Regions from separate parts of the Homo sapiens genome. Here region 1 is linked to region 2. A link is a contact called in ENCODE Hi-C or POLR2A ChIA-PET data. All regions are on one chromosome and are shown on one strand. Each heading gives the region's core, a stretch centred on a gene start or an enhancer-like site at or near the end of the contact. The rest is flanking DNA. Distances are from core to core; before and after follow the strand shown. Region 1 holds the start of FLNC (filamin C). Region 2 overlaps CALU (calumenin).

What was found. Hi-C counts contacts between places; a loop is a spot of excess contacts on that map. ChIA-PET counts read pairs that join two places held with the same protein, here RNA polymerase II (POLR2A). Pooled maps may share reads with other maps.
Region 1: a loop to region 2 is called in a map of transverse colon, with 9 times the contacts of the local background. The contact joins the promoter of FLNC here to the enhancer-like site in region 2. A Hi-C loop is called at or near these places in 19 of 168 maps with a recorded cell type or tissue (IMR-90, Right ventricle myocardium inferior, ascending aorta and 12 more) and 15 of 50 pooled maps. POLR2A ChIA-PET finds 5 or more read pairs at or near these places in 12 of 52 experiments (AG04449, AG04450, BJ and 9 more).

The regions. Positions count from the first base shown.
Region 1 is chr7:128,829,126-128,832,133 of GRCh38, forward strand. FLNC (filamin C) reads left to right here and starts at 1,281. Exons shown (of 48, transcript NM_001458.5): 1 at 1,281-1,864. The coding sequence starts at 1,513. RefSeq lists a silencer at 1,337-1,498.
Region 2 is chr7:128,755,096-128,758,041 of GRCh38, forward strand. All of the region lies in intron 3 of CALU (calumenin), which reads left to right. Among named protein-coding and RNA genes, the nearest start is that of CALU, 17 kb to the left of the region's middle. Within about 2 kb of position 1,306, at least 6 of the 41 ENCODE cell types and tissues checked have a DNase peak (open chromatin) inside an H3K27ac peak, as active enhancers do; they include IMR-90 and transverse colon, where a contact is called at or near this core.

The DNA of each region.
Region 1 (3,008 bases), core at 31-2,530, 74 kb after region 2:
CAGGAGAATTGCTTGAACCTGGGAGACAGAGGTTGCGGTGAGCAGAGATCATGCCATTGCACTCCAGCCTGGGTAACAAGAGCAAAACTCCATCTCAAAAAAAAAAAAAAAAAAAAAAGAAAAAAGAAAAAGAAATACGTTCTCTAGCTCTTTCTCCTCACCCCAGGCCAGAGTCTGTTTGGGTGCCTCGGTTTCCCTGCTGTTCTATTCCCCAGGCCTGCAGCCTTTGGCTTGCCCTGAGTGCAGCTTTGCCTGGGCATCCCAGCTGGCTCCCTTAGGCTCTCCCTGACCACTCTGCCCCTGGTCCTGCCTACCCACCTGGTCACATTTCCCCCTGGCTGCTCTGGCTGGGGCTCTCCCTGTTTCTGCCTGGCTGACCCACCCTTTCCCTGGCAGGATCTGCCCTGTGGCCCAAATGGGCATGTTGCCCAGGGGGCTCCCTGGCACTATGGGGGAAGAGTCTCTCCTTCCCCTCTTATCATCTCAGTTGAGTCAGACTTGGGGGAGGGGGATACACAGTGTGAGTCACTGGGTACCCTTTTCCTGAGCTCAGCTTCATACCGAGGCGATGAGGCCAAACGGGCTGGTGACAGGGACACTGAGTCAGGGGCAGGGGCCCCGGTCTTACTCCTGGGCCTCTGGATTTGGGCCCTACATGAGGCTTTTCTATCTGTAAAGTCAAGCAATGGCTGGGAGGCACACACAACCCCCCGCCCCCCCGCAGGCTTCTCCTTCATTGGCCCGGGCAAGGTCCCTGCTTCCTCTCAGGCCGTCTCTGCACAAGCACACACACTTCCCTTCCCTGTCCACAGGTGGACAATGCCCTGGGCTAGGAGCCAGCCCTCGCAGGCCCTGTCAACAGCCTGCCACCAACTAGTCTAGAAAATTCTGTGAACACCAGATCAGTGGGTTTTGCCCTAATCACTGGCCTCAGTTTCCCCATTTACCTCTTCAGCCCGTGCGGGGTGTGGAGGGAGCATATTTCATTCCTGACAGTTTGGTGTGTTGGGTGTGGATGGAGAACTGTCGGCCCTCCCCGCCACCTTCCAGCGCGGCGGCACCGGGGGCCCAGGGGGTGGGCGCCCTCAACCCCGTCCCGCCGCCCGGGCGGCGCGGGGGAGGGGCGGCGGGGGCGGGGCGTCCTGTGCGGCGCGGCCCCCACCCGCGGGCCGGGCGGCATTCCTGGGAGGCCGGCGCTCTGACGTGGACCCGGGGGCCGCGGGCGCGGCGGGGGGGCGGCGGTCCGGGGGCTTCTTAAACCCCCCGCCCCGGCCCAGCCCGCCCTTCCCGAGCACCGCTCCGGCCCTGGAGGGAGAGAGAGCCAGAGAGCGGCCGAGCGCCTAGGAGGCCCGCCGAGCCTCGCCGAGCCCCGCCAGCCCCGGCGCGAGAGAAGTTGGAGAGGAGAGCAGCGCAGCGCAGCGAGTCCCGTGGTCGCGCCCCAACAGCGCCCGACAGCCCCCGATAGCCCAAACCGCGGCCCTAGCCCCGGCCGCACCCCCAGCCCGCGCCAGCATGATGAACAACAGCGGCTACTCAGACGCCGGCCTCGGCCTGGGCGATGAGACAGACGAGATGCCGTCCACGGAGAAGGACCTGGCGGAGGACGCGCCGTGGAAGAAGATCCAGCAGAACACATTCACGCGCTGGTGCAATGAGCACCTCAAGTGCGTGGGCAAGCGCCTGACCGACCTGCAGCGCGACCTCAGCGACGGGCTCCGGCTCATCGCGCTGCTCGAGGTGCTCAGCCAGAAGCGCATGTACCGCAAGTTCCATCCGCGCCCCAACTTCCGCCAAATGAAGCTGGAGAACGTGTCCGTGGCCCTCGAGTTCCTCGAGCGCGAGCACATCAAGCTCGTGTCCATAGGTCAGTGCCGGGGGCGAGGGCACGGGCGCTGCGGGGATAGGGTCGTCCCATGGGGCAGGGGCACAGGTGCGGGGTGGGCGCGCGGGGAGCTGAGAGACAGGGCGGAGGGCACCCCCCGGTATAGAGAGAAGACCCTGGCCCCGGCCCTCCCACCCATCGACAAGGGCCATGGGCACTGCCTGCACACCCCTCTGGGGACAGCGAGCACTCCCTGGGTGCCCCGGGGAGTCCAGGCCTTAGGGTTTGCGAGCCCTCCAGCTGCCGCCTCCCCATGCACATTCCCACCTCCCGCCTCGGCTCACCGTTCCCTTTCCTTCCATCGGGCAACCCTAGCCCACACTCGGGAGGACAGAACCAGTGCCTGTCACTGATTCCTGGGGGCATCTCCCCGCCCCCAACAAAACAAGTGGCTTCCCAGCTTCACAGCCCCTCCGCGGGCTGGGAGAGGGCTGAAGACAGGTCCCCAACCACTGCCCGCGTCTGCGGGCTCTGGGGCCGAGGGGAGCTGGCGCGGGAGGCCCTCTTCGTGCATGTGCTCAGCAGCTGGGTTCAGGCCCGGGGGCCAGGACAGGCAGGGCCCAGCCTCAGAAACCTAAAAAGGCACTGAGCGAGCGCGGGGAGACTTAACCCCTGTCTGTCCTCCTCCTGCTTCAGCCTGCGGTGGAGGGGGCTTCCGCAAGTCCAGGCCCTGCCCCAGCCCACCCCCTACCGCGGGATTGGCTGCAGCTAACGGTCTGGGCTGCGGGGAGGGAGGGAAAGGCCTGTGGAAGGGAGGAAGTCTTTGAGTGTAACCAGATTTGGAAGGTGTGTAGTGCAGGGTGGGGGCGGGGAGGCACTCTAGTCTTGGGAGCAGAGACGCCAAGGGTGGGCTTGGAGTGGCAGGAGGCTGTCCTGCCCTCAGAGTCCTGCAGTCATCCCTGAGGCTGGGGGCCTGGGGAAGATCCCCCCGCCCACCCCTGTGGAGAGCTCTTAAGAACCCTGCTGGGATTTGCAGGACGAGGTCCTTGGACGGTGCACCCCACGGCCCCAGGAGGGGAGTTTCATGTGGGGCCAGGTGGGCCCCACACAGGATGTTCCCTGAGATTTCTCCAGATGACTTGATGTCTGTCAGCCCCACTCTCCCTTGGGGCCATCTCTAGGCCTC
Region 2 (2,946 bases), core at 56-2,555:
GGAGTTTGAGACCAATCTGGGCAACATAGGGACACCCTGTCTCTACCAAAAAAAAAAAAAAAAATTTAAATTAGCCAAGCATGGTGGCACACACCTGTCCTAGATACTCAGGAGGCTAAGGTGGGAGGATCACTTAAGCCCAGGAGGTTGAGGCAGCTGCGAGCCATGATTGCACTGCTGCACACCAGCCTTGGGGACAGAGCGAGCTCTGTCCAAAAAAAAAAAAAAAAAAAAAAAAGAGGCTATGAGGCTACATACTTCCAACAGTGCAAAGCAAGGGGCTTTGAGATGTTTCTTGACATGGTCCCAGTAAAGTGTTGGACCTAAAATTCAAACCAAATTAGATTTCTTTATAACTGGTGAGAAGTCTTAATAAAATAGTTTTCCTTAATAAAATTTAACTATTTCAGTATGTCTGCTTACTGAAGTTTGGAAATGAAAATTTCCCATTTGTTTTCTCTGGCACATGAGTTTATCAGCCTGCTTTGCAAGTGCTTTAAGGCAAATAAATGTTAATTTGATTGCTTTTTGTTGATTTGATAGCTTGTATGCTTGGGCCACCTGTTAGTAATTTTCTTTTACTTGTAACACTTGCCTGCTGCTGAATACTAGGCAGTGAGTCTTATTGAGTTGATGATCCAGGGTGTTTTTATTTGTGAAATTCCTCTGTTGTACATGGTTACAGTTTAAGACAAGAATTGTATTAATATAAATGAATATAAATGGTACTTTCTCCATTTTAATCCTGGAAATTAGGCAACCTTCTGGGTTAAAGCAAGCGTTCTCCGCCACTGACTAACAGTGAGTGTATAATGGATCTGTTTCCCCACAGATAGCCAGCTGTCTGCATTAATTACAGGACTGCATGCATTTCTGGTGAAGAGACTTTTATTTCTGTGTCAGGCTTGTTCTCATTCCTAAGACTAAAGTGGCACTCTCTCTCAATGCTTGACACTTAGCCAAGAACCAAACATATCCTTCACCCAATTAAGAACACATGTATTAAACAGTCAGCACAGATGGAGAGGCATCCTGCTTCTTGCTCTGGCTGAGACCCAACACCTTCCTGATTTATTTGGAATTAATGATAAATACAAAGCAAAGAGTAGGCTATTGGTGATCTAAACAAAATGGTGTGTAAATAAATCTCAGCTCCGACCTAGGCACTCACTTGCTGCCCAGAATGATTCTTCGGTGCTGTGTATGATTATGTGCATAAAAATCTGTTGAGAGCTCTGTTGCCTCACAAGGCAGATGATTCAACGTAATGGGTATTTCTGCTGCCTGAGACTGCATAAGCTGAAGCACTGGCTGGGAAGCAATGTCTTTATAAGGCATCTTTCCCCAGAGGCATGAGGGTGGACAGCACTGAGGGGGTCATGAGTCGGCTTAGAGAAGTGAGGAGTTTTTGTTACTGTGTGTTCTTGATTCAATTTGGAGTTCAGGTATAAATCATCATAGCTCTTAGTTAAAATCTGTCTCAATGAATCCGCTATCCATGAGAGAAAGGTTAACACTGTCTCTGCCACAAGGAAAATATGAAATACTGAGATCTACCCTGCCTATAGCAAAACTAGATCAAGAGCCTACCTAAAGCTGTATACAGGCCAGCTAGGGCCAAAACTGGTGCTTAGGATAAATACAGCATTCCAAGCAGAGCTATAGGAAAATAGGTTTTGTCATTAAAAATAAAGTTTTGGACAGGCACAGTGGCTTATGCCTATAATCCTAGCATTTTGGGAGGCCGAGGCAGAAAGGTTGCTTGAGTCCGGGAATTCGCGACCAGCCAGGGCAACAAAGCCAGACCCCGTCTTTACAAAAAAAATATTAAAAATTAGCCAGGAGTGGTAATACTTGTCAGTAGTCCTAGCTACTTGGGAGGCCGAAGCAGGAGGATTGCTTGAGCCCCAGAGTCCAAGACTGCATTGAGCTATGATTGCATTGCACTCCAGCCTGGGCCACACAGAACAAGGACCTGACTATAAATTAAAAAAAAAAAAAATTGTATCTTCCTGTTTCCCTCCTTATATATATATGTGCATGTTGCTATTAGGCTATTTGAGTCCAGTCACCATTTTTACCTTTTACCCCAAGGAGGGGAGGAGAGCACTTATGTAAGAATCTAGTCTTAAAGTATAAGTTGTCTTGTTATGTTTCTTATTTATGTTACATAGTCCTGAAACCTTGTTTAGAAGAGACACTTTAGTATCTGAGAAAGGCTTGTTTGCCTTACGTTCTCCATCTCAACCTATTATGGCTTTGAGTGTGTGTGTGTGTGTGTGTGTGTGTGTGTGTGTACACAGGATCCCAAAGCCTTATGACTCGTTAAGCTGTCTGACTGAATTTTTGACACTCAATAAAAAATGAAGCTTCAAAATGCTCAACTCTCAAAATAGTACAGTAGTTTTGTTTTTGTTTCTTTAAACTGTGCTTAAAGTATGGAAAGACTGAACAATCTCAAAGGTCAGCAGTAATGATGTTATTCTTAAAGGGGCCCTGTGGGTCTTTTTTATAAAAGCAGTGTCATATCCTTTTTATGTAATCAATATGTTGCAGGAACAATAATTTCTTACCATTAATGTGGTGTCTTTTACTTTTTAAAATATCTTCATGTCTGTTATCTTAATTTGGTTTATACAGGAACGCAGATTGAAAAAGAATTTTATTTTCTGCAGTTAACGCCACATTTTTTCAGCTTAAAAAACTAAATTTCACTTTTCTATATTCTTATATAGAGACTAGATAACTGCTGCTTGTGTAGCTCGATGTCATAACAGATGGGTAGTTCCAAATTCAATTTGGTTGTAATCTAAGGGTTTTTTTTTTTGTATACCTTTGTCAAGTTATTATTGACATAAAGTGAACTGTATGTATTTAAGTGCATAATTGATGAGTTTTGACGTATGTATTTACCAGTGAAACCACCACTGCAATCACGATAATGAG